Regions from separate parts of the Mus musculus genome. Here all the other regions are linked to region 4. A link is a loop called in an ENCODE intact Hi-C map of the cell type or tissue named here. Cell type or tissue: left cerebral cortex. All regions are shown on one strand. Each heading gives the region's core, and the rest is flanking DNA. Links, peaks and the distances in the headings are about the cores only. Region 1 holds the start of Mir1897 (microRNA 1897). Region 2 holds the start of Gm20515 (a long non-coding RNA gene). Region 3 has its middle 8.1 kb from the start of Gm20515. Region 4 overlaps Gm38505 (predicted gene, 38505).

Region 1 (5,368 bases), core at 412-4,411, 310 kb before region 4:
CATTTCGACCGACTGTCGGGTAGATTTCTCAAAAATCCCCTCTCGTCCGAGATCCGATCCCGGAATCAGATGAGAGGGCACGTCATCGCGCGGAGCAGCTCCTTTAAAAACCATCTTGGATCCGCTAATCTGGAGCAGGAATAAACACACCCTCAACAGCAGATTTGCAGGGATATGGCATTAAATGTGCAGAATGCTATCCTGTTAGGATATGTTAAGCTAGTTTCTGATGGCAAGCCCTAACCTTGCTGATAAAAGTTAAAACGGCAAACATGTCCCCGAAGTAGGAAATGGCCATTTTGTTCATTTGTTGATTTTTTTTAAATTTTAAACTAAACAAACCAACATTTCCCGCTTTGTTGGGAAGTCAGAGGCTGTGTTCTTTTTGTAGCCGGCCTTTCTGAATCAGTCACAAGGCGGCTACTTTCCCTCCCTCGCTGACAGAAGTTACAACTCTTTCTTACACAGACAGGTTTGGAAGTATTAAATAAAACAAATCAAAACTGTTTCCAGGACAACTTGGAGTCCTAACCAATAAAATGTATCACAGACCAATCTTCCCTGAAATTCTACATTGATATCAAAGTAGAAAAAGACACCTGTTTGGTAGACAATAGCTGTATTTAACCGATTGCCAGGAAGGAAAAGTTTGATCAAGAGTGGTTTGAGGCGAGGGAAGAGGAGGGGAGGTAAATACTTGAAGGAGAGACAGGACTTTTAATTACATTCTGGAATTAATAATCAAATATAAACGAGTTACTTCATCCACTAGACACCCAAGCACTTTATATTTGGAAACCTTGTATCTGAACCGCAGCTGGCGCTTAAGCGAAGCACTCTCTTCGCTTTAGTGTTATTTTATGAAAAGCGGACAAGCGGAAGAAGCATTTTTTTTTTTCTATTTCCCTGTAGTACCATCGCTTAGCCTTTAAAAGAAGACCTCAAACCAAGCCAGGATGCGGGTGGGGGAAACTGGGGTGTAAGGAGGAATGCCGTTTTTTAAATAAATGAAATGGAAAAGAATGTAATCTCTTTGGCTTTTGTTGAAGTATAGTTATCTTTTCGGGGCATAAAAACTTGTTTCCGCACCCCCACTTCCTTTTCTGGGGGCAATAAAGAGTTTTCTTTAACCCCAGGGCAAGGGCTGAAGCGGGTTCGGGAGGGCGCTGTGTATCTCCCACTGCGTCCAATAGGGGGCGCTGGCGTGAGACCGCGGAGTCGCTTCTCTTCTGAGCTGCTCCCGGCCCGACCGCGACAGCCGCTGGCGAGGTCGAGCGTAGAGCTTTCGTCTTTGCGGATAAAAAGAGATTAAAGGCTAAATTCTTTTTGGGTGGTGTGTGTGTGTGTGTGTGTGTGTGTGTGTGTGTGTATGAAGAGAGGGTATCAGTTTTAACCAACTATGAAAATGTAGAGCTTTGATGTTCTTGTAAAGAAACTCCTATGGGTTGTAAAATTATAAGGTTTCTGAGCCAATACGCAGCTACACTGTGTGTGGAAATTATTTAATTAAAAATATATTTTTCATACGTTCATACGTTCCTTTAGAAGTACTTTAAAAGCTGACGCTTATTCTTCTGGCTGGCCTGTTGACCCTGCCACAAGTTTCTAATACTTTTATTTTAGCTGTGTTGAAGGCCCTTCTGTTAATTCGAAGTGGAAAAAAGAGACTCAAATATTTAAATCCCTCACTAAACAGTTACTGGTCTGTTTCCTTCCATACTTTCTTTAAACGCGGCAGTTATGTGATGGACACATTTTACTCTGTTGGCGCCTCAAAGACAGGTATAAATGACAAAAAGGAATTCTAATAGGAAAAACTGGGTGTTGGGCCACATAACCATCGTTAGTACAAGAAGTCTAAATAAAATTGTAACCCCACCCACACCCACCCCAACTTAAAAAAAAAAGAAAACCAACCAACTACCCTTCACCTGTATTTAAATAGCGTGTCTTTAATTACAGCGGCGGGGGTTGCCTGAGGCTGGAATGAAATTAGCAGTCATTACCGTCCTTTAACTCCGTGGTGCTTTGATCAGCACTAGATTAGTTTTGCAGTTCTAACAAAGGCTCTACAGCAAGCAGTGGGCTGTAAATAAGACCGCGCGACCTGCCCTCAACACCTTTTCTCTTGTCAATCATAGCTTTATCATTCAGCCCAAGATTAACCTTTATCTACCAAAATTTTAAATAAAAAAAAGAGGGAAAAGAAGGAGGAGGAGGACGACGACGACGAAGAGGAGGAGAAAGAAGGAAAGGGAGGCCCCTGGCCACTGCACGCCTAGGTGACAGAGGTCCTCAGGAGCCTCCTTGAATTGCGATGATGGGCGGGTGTCAGGATCCTCAGACTGGCCTTCCCAACCACACTTCTCAGGCTGAGAAGCCCCCCTCCCCCCACACTGCTCATCCCCACAGGGCCTCGCTCCACGAATCAAACAGCCAGCCATCCTCAGCTTGGAGGCAATACGCGCGCCAAAAATCACCTGTACTAAGTTTCTGGACGGAAAAATACCTATCTTTTCTACTAAGTGCAGAGCAAAGCAAAGCAAAGCAAAAACAAACCAAATCAACCAACCAACCAACCAAACAAGCGCAACAAAAACCACAGCTTCAGCAGCTACAAAAAAAAAAAAAAAACCTTTGCTGAGCGTGGGATGGCGAAGGTAATGTCGTCCGATTTGTCATTAGAGGGCGCCAGAGAGTAGCCCAGCGCCCTAGCCAGCTTTTCTCAGCCCTCCCAGATCCCAGCCTCGTCAGCCTCTGTATTCCCTCTCAGGTAATATTTCTTGATGATCCTGCCCCCTTGCGTTTCTATCTCCCTCTATTCCAGTTGCATAAAGAATGAGGGTTAGTCATGTCCCCTGTCTCACTTTTTTAAATTCAAGCTCTCTTTCACCCCAATTACAGCACACCCCCACTCCCCCAGTCCCAACAGGGATCGAAGTGAGCCCTTCAGCATCTAAGTCACTGCGGTCTGCACAAGGATCTTAGTAGGAGAGCAATACTAGAATTTAACAGTTTTAAGATGGAAACCCGAAAATTTTCATTATTGGATTTACCTATAGGGACTCACAGACGTTTAGTTTTTGCTTAAAAAGAAACACACACACCCCTTTCATACATACATACAGCACCTTGATTACGTTCAGACCTCAAAACTATCTGCCCCAAAGAGAATAAAATGTCACTTCAATTCTGCATTTGTTAAAGAGATCTTAATTAGCATTTAATTCCCAAACTTAACACCTTCTGACTTAAATCGGCCTGTGTTAAATAACTGCTACACAGGGTGGGTATCCAGCTCTCTTAAAGGTCACACAGACACACACACACACACACACACACACACACACACACACAAAGAGGCAGAATGAGAGGAGAAGAAAGTGAGTGAGTGTGTTGGGGGGTGGGGAGAGGTAGCTAGCCTTGAATGTCAAAGTTGGGTTGCAAGCTACTTACGCGACCATGCCAGATCAGGGTGTTGTCTTGTAGCAGTTTGATTGGCAGGTAAAAAGCACTGAACGTGAAGGCTCCGGAGCCTCTCGTCAGCCCAAGCTGGATCACTCCTCACCGGACAGAACGAGTTGAAGGAGCTCGCACTTCCCCCCTCTTTCTCCATCCAAAGCACGGAGAATCCATTTAGGCTTTTCTTCGACCAGTCTCTCCCATCAGCGTCCTGCCTTCCGCGCACCACCTTACACCAGCCTCCAAGACCTAGTCTAGCTTTGCCTCTGCAATCCCCTGCAACAAGAAAAATCGTTTATGGCTTAAAACCCCAAATGGCTGATTTTTTAAAAGAGAGAGAGAGAGGGAGAGGGAGAGAGAGAGAGGAGAGAGAGAGGGTGAGGGGGAGAGAGAGGGGGAGCGGGAAGAATGCACCCAGAGAACAACAAAAAAGTCAGTTATCCTAACACTGCTCTATCCCCCACCGTACAGAAGAATAAAAAAAAAAAAACAAGCTTTATGTTTTTCAGTGGGTATTCAAAGATAATTTGATGCCATTGTTTCTGCTACAGATGGTTCTTTTAAATACAATAACACGGTTCTTTGTGCAGGCTACTCACAATAAAATCCAAAGCGTTCCCCTGAATAACCATTTTGTTCTCTCTTGTATGGGGCCAACAAAAGATTCCGTGAGGTAATGGGTTCTGTTTATTGAAGCCCATAGAATAGGGGGTTGATAAAGATTTTTTTTTTTTTAAGCAGAAGACCTTGGAAGGTCGGGCTGATCTCTTCATATTTTTTATTAAAATATTTGTCCAATACATTATTCCTTGGTGCAGCTGCAAGCTTCCTCCTCAATTCTTAATCAGCCCAAACATCTGTCTCTGGAAGGCTTTAAAAATCTGCATGCAATTGTATCAGTAGTGCAGTAACCTTATGAAACCCCAAATCTTCAGGCTCACTACAGTCTTGAAGGCAACGCAGTTTCAACTGCCTCTGGGGGAAAGGACGGTTGGGGGGAGAAGAGACAGGCAATCCCAGTTCCAGTAACTTAAGGAAATGTGGCTTTCCTCTTCCCAGGCTGGCGGACCATGCTACCAGATGAATCAGCCACACGTATCTCAACAAGGGCTTCTTCCATCTTGAGATGTGCCTCTTCCATGTGCACAGGAGGGGAGGCATGGCTCCCCTCCACTTCCCCCCCCCCACCCCCCCACTCCAAGCTGGCCTTCCTCTCTGCTAATCTAAAAATCCTAGGCTGGGAGCCTAGGCTGAGAGGAAGCAGTTAAAGGTCTCTAACACCCAGTGAATCCTACTCTTAGCTCTCTTTGATTCATTCCTAGCTACTTGTGACTTTGAAGGGTCCTGGGATCGGACTGATGGCCCACCTCCAGCCGCAGTGCCCCACTCTCAGGGTGGCTCTTCCAGCCATCTGCTCCCTTTCTTTCAGTTGCTTCCTCTCACTTAGGAAACCCAAACATGAAAACTCAAAGAGGGTCCGAATGAACCTTGAGCAGCGCCCCCACAATGGGACAGGAGACACTGCAGGGAAGTGGTGAGTTTGGGGCGGACCTTTCTGGCTACATGGAGAACAGGCTGCTCTTTAGGCCTGCAAGAGCCCAGAGCCACAGACTATACTCTCCTGACTTATGCCGTCAGTGGTGTAACAAAACCTTGGCAGCAAAATCATTTTAGGGCTTATTTCTTAATAATTTAATTTCTAAATTATTTGAGACAGGGTCTCACAAGGCAGCCCCAGTTGGCCTGGGACTCACTACACCAGGCTGGCCTCGTTGCCTCTGCCTCCAGACTGCCGAGATTAAAGGGTGCACCATCATGCCTGGCTTAAATTATTTATCGTATAAATTGTTGAGATAAGCAACCTAATAGAAGTCTGAAAAGAATAAAAATTGTGGCACAACTTTAA
Region 2 (5,368 bases), core at 421-4,420, 110 kb before region 4:
TAGAAAACTAATTGAATGTCTCGAGTGTTAAAACACTAGAGAGTACCATGAGCATGTTTTCATATGTTAATAACCATGTCAAAATGTTCTTCCAGTTCTCAGAAACATTTCCTTACCGGTGAGGGAGCTTCTCTAGTCTCAGGACCGCTCCTTTTACTACATTAGTAAGAGAAAGCTAATGTTTACACATTTGCATATGGGATGAATCTACTTCAAAGGCGACCCACAACCACACGGGAAACACCTTTGCTCTCTCCCTACCTGGCAACCTCAGAAAGTCTGGAAAAAAAGGCCATGAGAACCTCTGTTACTGGATCTTCACAGCCGCTCCAGCTAAGGGCTGACCTAGGCTCCAAATAGCGAGTGTCCTTTTCAAATAGACGGTCAGTTGAGATTGGAAGAGCTGCCAAGAAGTGCGGAAGAATAAACTAAATAAACACTTATTTATACTCTTGTAGATACGGGCCAATGTGGACGTTAGTTAGCTCCAGAGGACGGCCTAGAGATTTAACAATCACTAATTTGTTCTCTGTTCTCGCTAGCTCTTGTCTCCTGAAATAAATGGTCATATTTTAATACAAAATGTACTATAAATTTATTAAACTTTCTGGTTCAGATGAGTTCAAAATATCTCATTATAAACGGAGACTGTCCTGAGAGGCAGTCAAGCATGATTAAAAAGATCACTCTTTTACACAAAAAAATAGCCTTCTTACTTTACCCTTTGTTGAAAAGACATTTGGCCAGCCACAGGGGAAAGACATAATCTACTTTTATATTCAAATAATTTATTTGAAAACTCCATGGCTACGATGACCCTAAATAATTCTGGGTTGAATATACATATTACATGGGTTTATGTGACCTTAACCACTGACTTGTTTTAATGTGCCATCAATGATTTTAGCAATTATTTTTTTAAAGGAGAAAGACACATTCTAACACTTTGATTTAAAAATTGCCATTAAATAAAATTATAAGGAAAGTACACGTTAAAGCGCAGTGTATTTCTGCCAATAAACCCGCACACCCAGAGTCAAGCTTGGGATGTTACTTGCTGTCCTCGAGCAGCACCCATCTCTCTGATCTGACTCACATTCCAATACACCATCTACCTGGTGACAACGTGTCAGAAATGGTGCCATCGCTATTTGGCTTTCATGGAGACAAACAGCACTTGCGGAGCATACAAGGCTTCTCTGAGGATCCGTTCTGTTTAGCTCTGGGCATTTGGTCTCAGCATCTTGATGATAAGGTTAGTTGTATAGGCTCCAGGCAACAGAGAACTTCATTTTGAAACCTCCTCCCCACCCCCACCCCACCACCGCCCCAGGAGCCAAAGAAGAGGCTAGCAGTGACTGTTTGCCCATTTGCTTTAAGACACTGTCCCTTTCATTCAGCTGCCCAGCCAGTGCCCACTGTTACATAACAGCAGAGAGTGGCGGTCCACAAAGCAGGTAGGACCCTCCTAAATACTCAGCTCTCTTATTTAGGGTTTTAAGAAAACAGACAGTTGTCAAGCAGCTGTACAAAGCATTTAGGAAACTGTTCCTACATTCTTAATTTCTTTCCTGTTTACCAGTCGCAACCAAGCCCTAAAAAGTCCAGAAAAGGAGTCCAGAAAGTTTTCTGATTTTTGCTTATGTTTTTTTCCTTCCAACTTCCCACGGTACGCATGAGATATACCCCCCCCCGCCCCCCTGCCACCTCCCCATACAGAAAACCAAAATGCGAAATGTGGACTTGTGCATTCCGGGCGCCTCCCCAGACTCTGCCCCTCTTCCAGCCAAGCAGAATGAGTATCTGGGCTAACCACACATTTCAGGACAAAGGAGCTAATTCATGGGGGAGGGGAGACCACACACCATTTATAAGGTTTGTTCAGTTTACAAGAAAACCATTGTCAATGCTTTGTTGATTCATTATCAATGACCCTCGTGACAAATAACAAGTGACCACCTCCTGGCTCAACTCTCCAGCATCTTCCCCATGCAGGAGCAGCCGGCCTCTACTGGGCTAATTGCTAGTCAAGAAAACTGGAACTGTGGGGACAGGAGATGGCTCTGATCACAGATGTAGCCTTTAGCTTGAAGATTTGATGGAACTGTGGTTCTGGTACATGGAATATCTCAAACAATAGGGTAGTGCTTGCTTTTACTACATGACTCTGCTGTGAAGAACCAAATTCCAGTAGAGGGAGAGAAAAAGCCAGGAAAGGACCATAGAGGCTTATGCTGCTCTATGCAGGGGCCACCGCCAGGATGTTTCAGTTCCTACAAATCTTCTTGTATCCCCACCTACAAAATAGGACTAAAGTATTTTTTTTTGTAAAAAAAAAAAAAAAAAAAGGGAAAATCACCTTAAAATCCTTTGTTGGAAAAATGTTATACAGAGAACGAGCATTATCTTCCTCGTCCATTGAACCTTTGTACTTTTTTCTCTGTCCTGAGGGAAATAATAAATTGACATATTTTCTATCATCAGAGATCCTTTTAAGACCACAATGTGATTGCACTCCATGCGCCTCACACTTATCCCCATTAAAAACACACAAAGGGCCGAAGGCACGATAGGACTGGGTGGTACAAAGGGCGCACCAGATCTGCTGTCGTACAACACGGGTGCTCCTGCATCACCTGGCCGGCTCCAAGGCAGCGACAAGCAGGCCCTGTATAATTTCCTGCTGAAACTGTGCTCTATGGGAGAAAAGCACACCGATTGTACTCCCTGTGGTCGATTGGCTGCAGATCAGCTCTGTTCCCCAGCTTCTCCAGCACTTTTAGCAGCACTGTATCTTTTTGACTGGCTGGTTTAGCTGGAAACACAGGAAGGAAATCTGTTATTGGGACACCTATATAGTAGCATTGTCTCTTCTTCTTCTCCTTCTTCCTCTTCTCCTTCCTCCTTCTTCCTCCTCCTCCCCCTCTTTTCTTCTTCTTCTTCTTCTTCTTCTTCTTCTTCTTCTTCTTCTTCTTCTTCTTCTTCTTCTTCTTCTTCTTCTTCTTCTTCTTCTTCTTCTTCTTCTTCTTCTCCTTCTTCTTCTTTCTTCTTCTCCTTCTCCTTCTTCTTCTTCCACCTCATCCTCCTCTTCTTCCTCTTCCTCCTCTTCCTCCTCCTCTTTATCCTTCTTCTAACAAACCAAAACCACCCTGAAACTGTTCTTTATGAGGGGGAAGCAGAAAAAATCCTTCTACTTGTTTCTTCAACTGCATCAGCTGTGAAATTCCAAGTGGTTTTCAAAAGAAGGTAAGACAGTAGTGTGTCAAGAGGCTGGAGAGAAGGGCATTCTTAGGGAGCACTGAGGGAATGTTCTCAGTAGATACATAACACGGAAAGAGGATGTAATCAAATGATCCTAGTGATCCATGCTAAGAGGGGGTATAAGGACCGTGAACTGAGGCTGTCTGGAGGGCAGCGCCCAAGCCTCTATGGACCCTATATGTGTCCTTAGAAGTCAGATGTTCCTTATCTCAAGTGAGTTAAGCTCTGAAATAAAATTGTAGTGACAGAGGAGAAGCGAGAGAGACTACCAACACTGAAGTCAGAGGATACAAAAAAAAAAAAAAAAAACAGCAGAAATTTCTCCCAAACACTAGATGTTCTTCCCAGAGGGGTGTGAGGGAGCTTTCATACCTAACCCCTCAGGGCTCCATCTGCCTGTCAGATTATTCTGAAGACACGTGTTGTTCAACAACCTCACAAGAAACAAGAGGCTGTATTGACTTAGGGTTGTTTTAGTTGTAGATCTCTTTGGACATCTAGTTTGAGAAAGGGGAGGGGGAATTCATGGTAGATAATATTGAGGCTGACCAAGATGGAGAAGCGAGATGGCCACCAGAGGTAGTACCCTCTTCCTAGTGTTCAGGTCACTCTGGATTCACGGACAATGACTCTCTGCCCTGTAATAAGTGCCCTTAAAACCAACACTTCTTTGCTGTTTCTACTTTTACTTATTTAGTCCTGGCCATGTGGCAGGCAGTTGGTCAAGCTTTATAAGTGTTGCGTAGTCCTCTTCATAACTCTGTACCCTAAATACCATAGTATAGCAGCCTCCATGCTATGGATGAAGAGAACAGAACCTTGAAGAATTACAAAGCTAGCCTGAATCAGCCTATATTAAAGTATGGAGTCAGGACTGTGCCCAGCTCTGGAAATCTGCTTCTTGCCTGGGACTATGGAACACCTTCTCTTCTCTCTTTTCTCTTCTTCTCTTCTCTTCTCTTCTCTTCTCTTCTCTTCTCTTCTCTTCTCTTCTCTTCTCTTCTCTTCTCTTCTCTTCTCTTCTCTTCTCTTCTCTTCTCTCCTCTCCTCTCCTCTCCTCTCCTCTCCTCTCCTCTCCTCTCCTCTCCTCTCCTCTCCTCTTCTTTCTCCTTCTCCTCCTTCTCTTTCTTTCTCTTCTTTCGCTTTCTTTTTCTTTTTCTCTTTCTCTCCTCTCCTCTCCTCTCCTCTCCTCTCCTCTCCTCTCCTCTCCTCTTCCTCTCCTCTCCTCTCCCTCTTCCTTTTCCTTCAGTCCTCTTTCTCCTCCTCCTTCTTTCTTGTTTTGAAATTTTGTTTTATTTTAATCACTATTCTTCAGGATTATCATAGACATACAATAATTTGTATACTAGGTCAAATTTTATAAGTAGATTTAAGTGCTTTCTCACTAAACTAGGTTTTATTTTTATCTAATCTAGCAGGAATGTTCTGAGTAGGAATAATTCTTTAGATTTTCATCAGTATATGTTACTGATATTAATATTATGATATTTCCTCACATGTACACAACATATTTTGAGGAAGATGACCACCTTTATCCCTCTGTGTCACTCAAGTTGTGGGCTTGGCTCACTGTATTTTTTTCTGCATCTGCCCCTGTCCTCTAGCCTCTGAACCAGTACATGATTCTCTACTTCTGTGATCTCATCTTTCTTAGATACAACTCATAAATTAGGTCATGCGATATCTGCCTTTCTGTGCCTGGCTTCTAGAACTAAGCTTGGTATGTTGAGAAGACAGCCACGTGTTCATGTTCAAAGCGATGCTCTTCTTAAAAGCCAAGATCAGGAAGATTTACTCCCAGATGAAGGGATAAGAAAATCATGGTACAATACAAGATGCAATTGTGTCATATTATGTGAGAAGTCAGGCCCTTGCTAGTCTTCAGTGAGAATTCAACAACATGTAGACTTGTTAGCTTCTTTTAGCTCAGGCCTGTCTTCTGTGCACCTTGGTGCACTTGCCAAACTCCCCTCTTCATCACATCCCACTGGCCAGTGTTGAGCCAATGACTTTGTTTCTATGTGGCTCAACTTCTGCACTAATGAAATCAATATATTAATTTTTGCTGATATTGCTTGTGTCTCAATGAATTAATACTTAGAAAGGC
Region 3 (5,368 bases), core at 752-4,751, 120 kb before region 4:
ACATAGATAAGTATTTATTGTGATAATACACTGGTGTTTTGTTTCCTGGTACTACTTTAAAATATACATTCTCTCTGAATAAGTGGATTTATACAATTTAGCCACATTCAATAAATTTCCTTACAGCAAGCCTTCTCTAACATGCAAGTGCAGAGATGTGTATCCTGATATTCAGGACTTGATGATAGATGGTCTCAGATTCCAAGTTGGCAAGGTGACTGCATGTGGTGGGAAACTCATCAAATTCCCCGAGGCAAGAAAGGGACAGCGGATGCTCACATGGCCACATTGGGACAGAAGGCCATGTGACACTGATAGGAGACACTGATCTCACTGTCCTGTTCCTGTAGACAAGTTTGTAGGACATTTTCTTGATTAATGATTGGTATAGGAAAGCCCATCTCATAGAGGGAAGTGTCACCTATACACACAGGAGGTCCCAGGTGCTATAAGAGAGCAGGCTGAGCAAGCCACAGAGAGCAATCCAGTAGGCAACATTCCTCCATGGCCTCCGCATCAGCTCCTGCTTTAGGTTCCCTCAGTGATTGGAGCAGAGCATAGCAGTGTCACAATTTACCCTCATGTTATCATGAGTGACAATTCCTTTCCTCCACAAGGCGTCTTTGGCCATGGTCTTCAGCACAGCATTAGAAGGCAAAGTAAGACACATACTAAGGGATGGGGAAGAGCTTGAAGATGCTGCTTGCCGATTCTGAAATTAGAGGAAAACACCACAAGTGGAGGATGCCTGGAGACCTGGGGTCTGAGAAGATGAAAGGAGAAGATCCCCCAAGAATGTCCAGAGGAAAAATGGCCCAGCAGAACTTTGCAGAGATCTCTGATTCTGAACTTTAAGATAATACAGGATGATAATTTAGGATGGTTTCTTGGTTTGGTTTTGCTAGTTTTGAGACAGGTCTCGATCTGCTACCCAGGCTGATCTCAAATAGCTGCTATCCAGTGATTGTCTTGTCTCAGTCTCTTCTGGAGTAGGACCACAGACATACACCACTGTGGCTTAGTTTTGTTTTGTTTTTTATGATACTAAATTGTGGGAGTTTATTGTAGTCATAGCAGGAAAACAGACTAAAGGAGGATAGAATTTGTCTGCAAGTAAGTTGCAGTGGTTTGATGAGGACTATGCTACTTAAGGTCCAAACACTGGAAAACTAAACAACCAAAGTCAAGACCAGGGATTTGGAAAGATGTCTACTTGGCGAATGTAGGCATGAGGACTTGAGTTTGATCTAAATCCATGTTATCAAAACAAGACAAAACAAAACAACAAAACAAAACAAAACAAAACAAAACACAAACTCCCCAAGTATTGTGGCATGTGTTTGTAATCTGAGCCCAGGGAAGGCAGAGACTGGTTGGTCTTTTGGTCCCCTGGCCAGCAGCCCAGCAAAACCAGCAAGCTGCAGGTTTCAATGAGTCTGTCTCAAGAGCAACAACAAAACCCAACAAAAGAAAGGGAGAAAGACTCCCAAGGAACCCCAGCGTTGATCTCCAGGCTCCGATGCACATATCTTCATCTCGAGACCCTGAACTTAAGTCACTTCTGCAGAGTTCATCTACTACCACAGGTAACCTTCATGAAGCTAAACGCCTGCAAATATGTGTGCACCTACCCGAGCAGCACACGCACACCCAAACAAAAGCCAAACAAAGTGACAAGTGGAGAGAAAACTGTAGTGTTTCACATTTTCTTATTAAATATTCTCTAATGCTAATTTTTCATATGCAATGATACTTTTGTTGTATGAAATCTTCTTAAATATAAACTGTCACCTGTTAGCACTGCCAGACCAAACCTCAGATGACAGAGAATAAAGGAAGATCAAGACAAACATGTTTGAAAAGCATCTCTCCATGGGGGATGGATTGGCTTTTTATGTCTGCAGGTCTCAGCTTGGCCAGGTGACTTCAAAGTTTTTATTTGGTGGATTTTTAAGGATACAAACATGTGCTATTGTGAAGGTTTCCTTTTGAAGACTGAGTGTTTCGTACACATAGTCTATGCTGCCCTGTTACCCACTTCCGATGAACAAAGGGATGGTCACCACATCACAAGCACCTGTCATAGTTTGATCTTCTGAGCCTTGACTGGACTGTGCTCTGACCATCTCTGGTTCAGCTTGGAGGAGTTTGCAAACCCAGATTCTAATACAGGTAACTTTTAAGCAACGTTCTCATATCTTTTTAATACTTACTTTTTAATTTTGTCTCTGTGTGTATGCGTGTGCACATGCGCGTATGTACACAAGTATAGATTCCTAAGAGGCATCAGATCCTCTGGAACTGGTTGGGAGACACTTGATGTAGTTGCTGGGAATCGAACTCAGGTCCTCTGGAAGGGGAACAAGTGCAGTGGATTGCAAAGCCAGCTCTTCAGCCCCTACCTATGCTTGCTTATTCTTAAACAAAGCTTTTGCTTCAACATGATAATTCTTGTTTAACTTTCCTTGGAGTCAATTCAGAGCTCCAAAATGAAAAACACCTTGGGAGCTGGTTTAATTACACAATTTGCTCAATAAATATAACTTGCTTCTCTTTATTGTAGACTATAAATAAAAGCCTGGCAAGGAAGATTTGTATTAGAGGCCAAATTAAGTTACTAATAATTTGTGAATTCTCAGACAACTTCTTTAGCTTCCTGTAGTTTTATTCAGTTCAAGTGTATATGCCAGGAACTGGAGAGATGACTCAGCAGTTAAGAATGCTTGCTGCTCTTGCAGAGGACCTGGGTTTGGTTCTGAGCACCCACATATCAGCTCACAGAGATCTGTAACTTCAGTTCCAGGGGACCTGATGCCCTCTTCTGGCCATACATATAAGTACATGGTGCAATATAAACCTGGAGGCTCTTAGACACAGAAAATAAAAACAAATCCTCAAACAACAAATGTATATATAGGAAATATATATGTTCTATAGTACTTGTAGTCTATAGCTATTCTAGTCATTAGTGACATCACTATGAGAGATCCATTCTGACCTGCCAGCAGTTTCAAGGGAAGTAGACCCTCCCTGAAGGACTCAGAATGGAGAGCATAGTCTACCAGAGCAGCCTCTGGCCTGGCCAAGAAAAAGCCTTTTCCACACCACACCTGAAAGGTGAGGAACATCTAATCAACTTAGGATTCTCCTCTGTCATACTAAGACACTGAGCGGATGAAAGCAACGCTACTGTCTCCTCATGTTCCTGAACTATACCTCCAAATGAAATTTATTGTCTAATAATAAGGAGGAATCAGACGTAGTGTTGGGAACACAGCAGGCTGGTGCACAAGGGGTGGTAAAGAGAAGCTGACATTAGATACACTCGGGTAACAACTTCTAGCCTACCCTGACTTATTTAAGGGCATGCCCACTTATAGAGAAGCAGGTGGCAACGCCTCTCAACCCGTTTGATTTTATCTTAAGTACAATCTTATCTTGGTGCCACTATTCTGTGACGAAAACCTTAATGCTGGGATATTGCAGGCTCCAATCACTGACTTACACAAACAGTTTGGATTAAAAAAAAATGAGCTTGGGCTTATGACTCTATCCCAACCCCGCATCCCCCACCCAGCACACACATCTGGAACAGCAGGAGCAGCAGGAGGAATCACATTTGGCATGGCAACTGGTGTTCATTCACTTCTGCGGCAAGAGTACCCAAGCGCCGTTTCAGCCTGATAAACTTCCCAGTTGTTTAGTTGTGTTTTGCTTTGTTTTCCAGGTAAATGTTTCCTCCCTTCCTCTGACAGGGAGATTAAGTTCCACCAGAGTTTTGGGCTCTTATATTGCATTTTTATATCAAGCAAAGTGCAAAAGATTATTTCTAGCATTAATCACTGCAGCTAATAAAGATGGGCCGCCCAGAGGTAGGGCCTGATACTAGGAAGCTTTTCTAAGCGCCTCAATGAAGATGCTCAATCGCATGTAACTCCTGTACAATCCACTAATAGAGAAACAGCGTTAATGAGGGATTGCATCATCACCAATGGGCCTGCTGAGTAGCTTGGCTCTGGTCGGCTGCTGCCAAAATGCAGTTCTCATTTCCAACAAACAAAGTCTATCTGAGAGACAGCACAGAGCCCTTCAGAACCGGGAAGTCCTGTGCATAATAATGAATCCCAGCTCTTCTTTTGCCAAAGAGCCTGGGCCCTTTCAATGTCATAGGTCAGCCCAGTGACTCAGAGAGGGCCTGATCCTTATCTAAGCGTTTGCAGCAAAATTAGAATGTGCTGTAGTCTTATTAAAGAAATGTTTGTCCCCCGTCAATGAGCTGAAAAGAAAGCAGCTCAATGCACTTTTGCAAATTACAGCAATAAACTGCTTGAATTAACTGCTTTATTACAAATATTTAATTATTCGGAGGGTTAAATATCCAACATTTTAGAAAGGCAAAAAATTAGCTACCGATTTGGTAACCTAGCTTGTTTAAAATCTCTCATGGTGGTGTGTATTTGCGTTTTTATTTTAAACAGTCCCAACTTTGAGGTGTCTTCCTTGTGAATTTAGCCAGTTTCCTTTCATTGTGAATGAAACAGCAAACACACACAGCTATCACTCCTGAGGTAAGCTGTCAAGAAAATCAAATCTGCAACTCATGAGCACCACAAAAGGCAGACTCTGTTTGCTTCTCTGGGAGCGGGAACACTTACACTGGAGGACTCCCGAGCCACAGAGGTCGTCAAGTACAACCCATTCTAAGGGACAGATAAAGTAACATGGCCATTATATTTAAACAGTTGCTAGTTAAATATTGTTTAAAGTATACACTCCTTTATTTAAAAGGGCCAAAGATTAAAACTGTACGTTAAAAAGAAAATTTGACAAATGCATACTAAGCAAAAAGCAAGTGTTCTCAGAGAGAAGTTTTTATGCCCCCACACAGAATTCTGTTCATTAATCCAAATGTGTTTTCCATTTATTAAATCATATGAGGCAGATGGAAATTATTTTTAAATAGATTTCTTAAAAAAAATTAGTAGGGAGCGTTTCTCCATAAAGCAAAGAAAAACATTACAATAACAGAAAACGGGTCAGGATGCGCCTGCACAGAGGGCATATCAAAGCGTGTTGTCGCCCGCTGTCTGTATCAGCAAGCTGACTGCTCAGGGCCAGAAAAATCTGCCATGTAGGTCCGACTCTTCACTGAAGCTCTTAAATGCGCGCTCGGAAACTACAAAGTGCTGAATATATTTTCAGTCTTTTTATGTGACGATTTACAACTCGTGACCTTAGGCAGTGTTATGCGCGTAAAACAAAATGACGAGACCACCCTGGTTCAGAGCTGAATAAAGGTAGTATAGAATCAAACTTCATTATCATTCAAATGTCAGGAGGGAGAACAACAGAAACTCCACAGTACATA
Region 4 (5,368 bases), core at 688-4,687:
GTGTTAATTTGGAAGGGGAAACAGTTTTATGGCATCTAAAGGAATGAAAAAAAAAATCACCTCTAATCCTTTTGGGAATCAAAGGGGTAATAAAGTGAAACAGTGCAGAAAGCCTCGCACTGTAAATCCATTTACTATCCAGCCTTGTTTACACAAGATTGATTCACGGAGCTCACTAGCCCCCGAAGCTTGCTAGCGTGACTTCACCAGAATCCCATTTACAGAAGTGTCTGATATCCCCCCCCCGACCCCCGCAAATAGTGTTCAGCTGATTAAAGCCTAATTACACACATCGAATTAAAGGTGTGAGTGCGTAATAAAATGTTCCAGCTAAAAGGAATCTGGGCTGGGGTCTGATTTCCAGCCAGTAATTTGGCTGAAATAAAATGGAAACAAGAAAGCGGAATTGTTTAAAAGGTGCGACGTAATGACAACACACATTCTGGGCTGCAGAAAGAAATAGGCAAATACACTGTGCATTTTTAAGTGGGATATGCTGTAATCAAAAACAGTCCTTTCTCCTGCCAACATTTATAGTAATAATACAAACCACACTCGGAAGCCAACAGCCAGGGGGTGGGGGGGGGGACATATTTCCATTTTAACGCCTTTCGATGATCAAAGCGTCAGGCTTAATACAATCAGCTGAAATCCATTTACCCGCGAGCTCACCACCGTGCCCAGGGACTGCGCTCTCTTCCAGCCCTATCTATTCTGGAACAGGTGCTACAGTCGTAAATTAATTAGTCTGCGAGAAGCACCTTGTTCCCCGTCTCCCCAGGCCTCTTGTGGGTCAGGGCCTGGAGGACTTCACCATCTGGGCAGAGTTTCTCCCAGAGAAGCAATCAAAGCCTGCAGATTGCAGCCCACAGAGGCAGGTTCAAATGACAATTAACCTTATTAGGCCTCATTTTTTACAGTTTATACTGTGTCAACACATTGGCCCCATAAATAATCTGCCACATCAGACAGGTGAAGAAAAATGTTTCTCCCCTTGTTGAAAGTTTTAAAGCCCTCAAGAGAGTGAAAGATAATGTTTAAGTGGTGGCGTTAACAGATACACACATGCCAGGGTTGTTATGTAAGAAGCCAGAGAGATGGGCTCTGGAGCCCAAATTACGGCTTATCCAAGCCGGGTCACACATTCATAGATGTGAGTTTGTGGTGGGCAAAGTCTTGGGCTTCTCTCCTAGGCTTTCTCCTTCAGACTGACTTCGTCTCACGGATGTGGTCTTTTACCATCTGGCTAACTTGAGAAATACATGTTTCTTTATGGAAATTATGCTTTTGCTCCTTCCTTTACCACAGTGATGCACGTAAGACCCTGTTGTCCTGGGAATAGAAAATAAAACCAATCAAGACAATTAACATCCACAGCTTGCCACAAAATCAACAGATATTTAAGCTACATTTTTAATCAGACTGAGCTTAATTAAACACTTCACAGATGACTCTGAAGCCTGCCACAAAAAAAAAAAAAAAAAGCCCACTTAAAAGAAAATCTTTAAGCATAATGTGAAATCGAGTTTACTAACAGATTGCCACAAGGATTCTTGCAAGGAGTCTCTGAGGGTCCTTATTTATACTCTGTTCACCATAGTTGGGGCCTACTGGGACCCACCTTTCCATCATTCTGAGCTCAGGATTTTAAACTTAGGCAATGATGTGCCCTCTGTGCTGGCCTCTCCTGTTTTGCAGCATCCTAGGAAACCTGCTGTGGGCTCTACTTGGTTTGCACTTGGAAGGTCCCTGACCATGGGGACAGCTTTGCTTTCATGTGTAGCTCATTGTTGACTGACATGTAGTTTGAGGACATTTGCAAACTCTTATCATTTGACAGGCGAACTCAGAGAATCATTTACTTCCCCCCAAAGATAGTACGGGCGACTAAAAAGATTAAGGAAAAAGGAACGTCCTCTAAGGTAGCTTTTGTAACATTCAGAACTAGTACCAGGGTTGTCGAGATGGCGCAGGCTGTGAGGTGATGATCCTATGCAAACATGAGAGCCTGAGTTCAGATTCCAAACACTCACGCAAAAGGCCAGGCACACCAGTGTGCACCTGTGATCCCAGGGCAGAAAACAAGGAGTCCGGAGAGTCTCGAGAGCCAGCCTAGACCAATTGGTTCTGGCTTCTCAGCTCTGGGTTCAGTGAGAGATTCTGCCTCAAAAACTAAAGTGTGCTAAAGGAAGACACTCAGCATCCACCAAGTTCTGGCTTCCACTCTTGCAAACAGACATGGACAGACCACACAACCACGGACCCATGAAACATGCAACACCCTTCATACACACACACACACACACACACACACACACACATACACACACATATAAACACACACACACCAAGCAGGATGTATACCATTGTCACTTTCAAAACAAATTTCCATTATGGTTCCCTTTGGACTTGGGATAGAAGGTGTTCAGCCTGTAACTTCTGTGGTTACATTTTAAGGCTTTTAATTTGAAAGTGCACATGTGAGACTTTTAAGACCTAAAGAAAACTCTGTTTCTTCCCATTCCAGCCATCAGGAAATAGACATAAAGGAAGTATGAAGGGAGCCCCCTGACCCATCTGGGTGTCATCATTTAGGATTTGCTTTTCACTATCAAATTCATATTTGTTATCTGGAATGATGTGTCTTAACTTACATCTACAGTTGTCCTTTAATCAAAACTTCCTATAATTATTATATATTAGCAGTATCCATTAAGAACTTGAAGCTGGGAGTGGATGATGAAGTTTGGGCATCTATCTTGGTATTGAAAAAAAAAAAAACTGCTGAAGAGCCTCTTACAAGACAGTGCCCCCTGGTGGACTTCCTGACACCCAGCGACAGCCGCTGTCTTGTAGGGTGTAAGTCTGGGCAGAGACAGAGCATGGTGGTGCCCTGTGATACTTAGGGTAATCCCAAAGACAGGAAGGGTTTGCTTCATTCACAAGTAAGTGTTTGTTGTGAGCCATTGGGTGCCAGCCAAGTGTTAGACATTTATGAATACAAGGATGAGCAGAACAGAATCCTGTCCCCCCAAGCGGCTCATGGGCAAACACAATCACATTTGAGAAAGGAAGATGGAAGGAGAAGTAGGAATGTGAGGCGTTTCCTGAAGAATGCTAGGACCAACCAACCAGCCGAATTCTGACTGCAGCAGCTATCGAATGATTATGAAAAGTCCAAAAGCAAACTGTCTGAACCAGCAGAGATAGACCCAGTAAAACTCTGCTTCCCAAATCTAAGACCATTCTTCATTGCTGCCATTCTGAGAGATCTTGATGAAAAAAAAAATGGCCAGGGTTTCTGCTGCCCACAATGCAGGAGGAAGAGATGAATTATTCTCTCTTTGTTCCGAGACAACTTCCCATGAGGCTATTCCAAAGACTTCCTGCAAGAAGCGTGTAAGAGTGATGATGAGCAAGCCCAAGGGGTTAACTTCAAAGATAATGTGCATTCACGATTGGACTCTCGAAGCATGGCTGGTTATGTTCTATTCCACTTGCCTTAAGCTCTACAAATCCCCCTTCCTCGGTGCAGACTCAACCACGTAAATGATACTGTATACCATGGCACCCCAAAGTCGATGATGTTAAAGGAAACCAAAGCCACACAGTCACTTTGGTGAACAATCCAAGATAACAGGCAAGAAAACAAGCAACTGATAAAAGCTCATCTGTGATTCTCCATGATAGCAGCTTTCTTTGCCGAATTGCTGGTTTATCATCTCCATTTGATGTGATGTCATGTAGCCTTACACATATTCCCATTTAATCTGCTACATTAGGACACACATTCTCTACACACCAATTACTTGCTTCTTAGACAAACTTCTTGAACTTCTTTGAATTGAGAAACCATGCCATTTGACTTTGCATTCTTATGCCCCCACCCCATTCTCAGAAAAACACTGAGCACAAAAATAATCACTTGGTTAGCATATACTGTTTGAGTTCCTGCTTCCAATATCTACTGTGTTGCAAAGAATAGATTGTATGATTGATTGCTCAGAGTCCATGGAATAAGTAGTATACAGGTAGTTTGTAAATGTAAAATTATCAAATGAAAAAAATTAAAGCCTTGCCGGTTGAACAAAGGTACTATAAAACGCACTACTTATATGTTCTGTAAGAACTTGTAGGACGTGCAAAAACAAATAAGAATACAAAAGCCGAGTGATGCCAGCAATCTGTAGGTTTTGACACACGTAAAGATGAGTGCTACCATGAAGCAAGTTGGACCACTGATGTGCAGACCATGAGCCTATGAGTCACAATAAAGTACTTCAAAATAGCCTCATGGGAAGGACAGAAGAGAGAAAAGAAGGATTTTTTTAAAGGGGAGAGAGAGGGGGGAAGAAAGCAAGGAAGGGATGAAGAACGAGAAGAGGGACTAAGGAAACATTGAAGAACAAGGAAACTTACACAGTCAAGGTAGATGTCTATATGGAGTGATGCTTGAAACACATCTATATAAATAGACATATAAAGACATGTAAATTAACGCTTGCCTGGTGTTATGCATGGGTTAGGGACTGTACAATTGTGGTCATCCTGTGGACAAGCCTGCCTGGCAGGTCATTTTGCAGTATTTCATGCCTTAAATGTATATTAATGCTTCCCAAAAAAAGCAAAGTAGCCATTAAGAACTATAAAATACCATCTACATAGCAACATATTTTTAGTGATATAAACACAGAGAACATAATGCCCATTATAAAATTCTATCCAGTAGAGGTAATAATTGTCAAACCAGCTTTTAGCTTGGCTGAAGCTGAAGTCAAAGGCAAGCTGGAATATAAGATGACCATCTCTAAAGATGAATCTGTAGAATAAAAGGTTCTCCTGTATGAAAATTCACAATTGGGGGGGGGATGTTAAAAGAGCGTGTCCTTCATTTCTGAAAGTCTTCCGGTCTCACCTAACAGAAGGCCCAAACTGTCTCCATTAACCTCTGATCATAGCATGAGGTGAAGTGAATCATGCAAACTGGGAATATTTAAATATTCTCTCTGCATAAAAGCTGTTTAGCTGCTGGAATCATTCCCTCGCACTGTCCCTGAGCTGAGGAAGTGGATGGATCAGCAGGGGAGACTCACAGATGCAGCTGGAGAGGAAGAGAGCTCAGGAGGACCCCGTTTGAGCAGCCATGGGGGACGGGACATGACAGAGGGGAGTTCACAGAAGCAGCTGGCCGGACGGAGCCACACACGGAAGGGGCTCAGCAAGGCAAAAGCAAGAGACAAGGCTTACTTAGAGAATCCCACAGCTTGCAACCCACCTAAATGTCTCTAAGGGGGGACTTAAGTCACTTTTTCTTCTCCATCACAGCCCTCAGAAAGTCAGAAGTTGCCTCTCAATCACCCACTCGCCC

What was found. Hi-C counts contacts between places; a loop is a spot of excess contacts. Peaks named below come from ENCODE experiments on the same cell type or tissue, not always from the same donor. Only the 100,000 strongest peaks of a DNase experiment are listed, where the experiment ranks them.
Region 1: a loop joins it to region 4, with 7 times the contacts of the local background. A loop is called at or near these places in 9 of 42 quality-filtered maps.
Region 2: it touches region 4 in a loop (5-fold over the local background); 3 of 42 quality-filtered maps call a loop at or near these places.
Region 3: a loop joins it to region 4, with 1.9 times the contacts of the local background. A loop is called at or near these places in 3 of 42 quality-filtered maps.

The regions. Positions count from the first base shown.
Region 1 is chr3:34,636,728-34,642,095 of GRCm38, reverse strand. It overlaps Sox2ot (SOX2 overlapping transcript (non-protein coding)), which reads right to left. Exons shown (of 5, transcript NR_015580.2): 3 at 3,457-3,738. It overlaps Mir1897 (microRNA 1897), which reads right to left and starts at 3,632; the gene lies at 3,554-3,632. In left cerebral cortex, for the core only: CTCF peaks have their summits at 1,174 (motif pointing right) and 2,700 (motif pointing right); DNase peaks (open chromatin) are centred at 1,177, 2,418, 2,722 and 3,585; H3K4me3 peaks cover 3,098 bases; H3K27ac peaks cover 3,517 bases.
Region 2 is chr3:34,438,010-34,443,377 of GRCm38, reverse strand. Gm20515 (a long non-coding RNA gene) reads left to right here and starts at 4,538. Exons shown (of 3, transcript XR_003954604.1): 1 at 4,538-5,368. In left cerebral cortex, for the core only: no CTCF peak of the experiment used is centred there; DNase peaks (open chromatin) are centred at 1,148, 1,379, 1,886 and 2,654; H3K27ac peaks cover 2,381 bases.
Region 3 is chr3:34,444,246-34,449,613 of GRCm38, reverse strand. No RefSeq gene overlaps it. Among named protein-coding and RNA genes, the nearest start is that of Gm20515, 8.1 kb to the right of the region's middle. In left cerebral cortex, for the core only: a CTCF peak has its summit at 2,818 (motif pointing left); DNase peaks (open chromatin) are centred at 3,687, 4,057 and 4,632; H3K27ac peaks cover 1,110 bases.
Region 4 is chr3:34,326,519-34,331,886 of GRCm38, reverse strand. The region is part of intron 2 of Gm38505 (predicted gene, 38505); the gene reads left to right. Among named protein-coding and RNA genes, the nearest start is that of Gm38505, 22 kb to the left of the region's middle. In left cerebral cortex, for the core only: a CTCF peak has its summit at 2,814 (motif pointing left); a DNase peak (open chromatin) is centred at 2,837.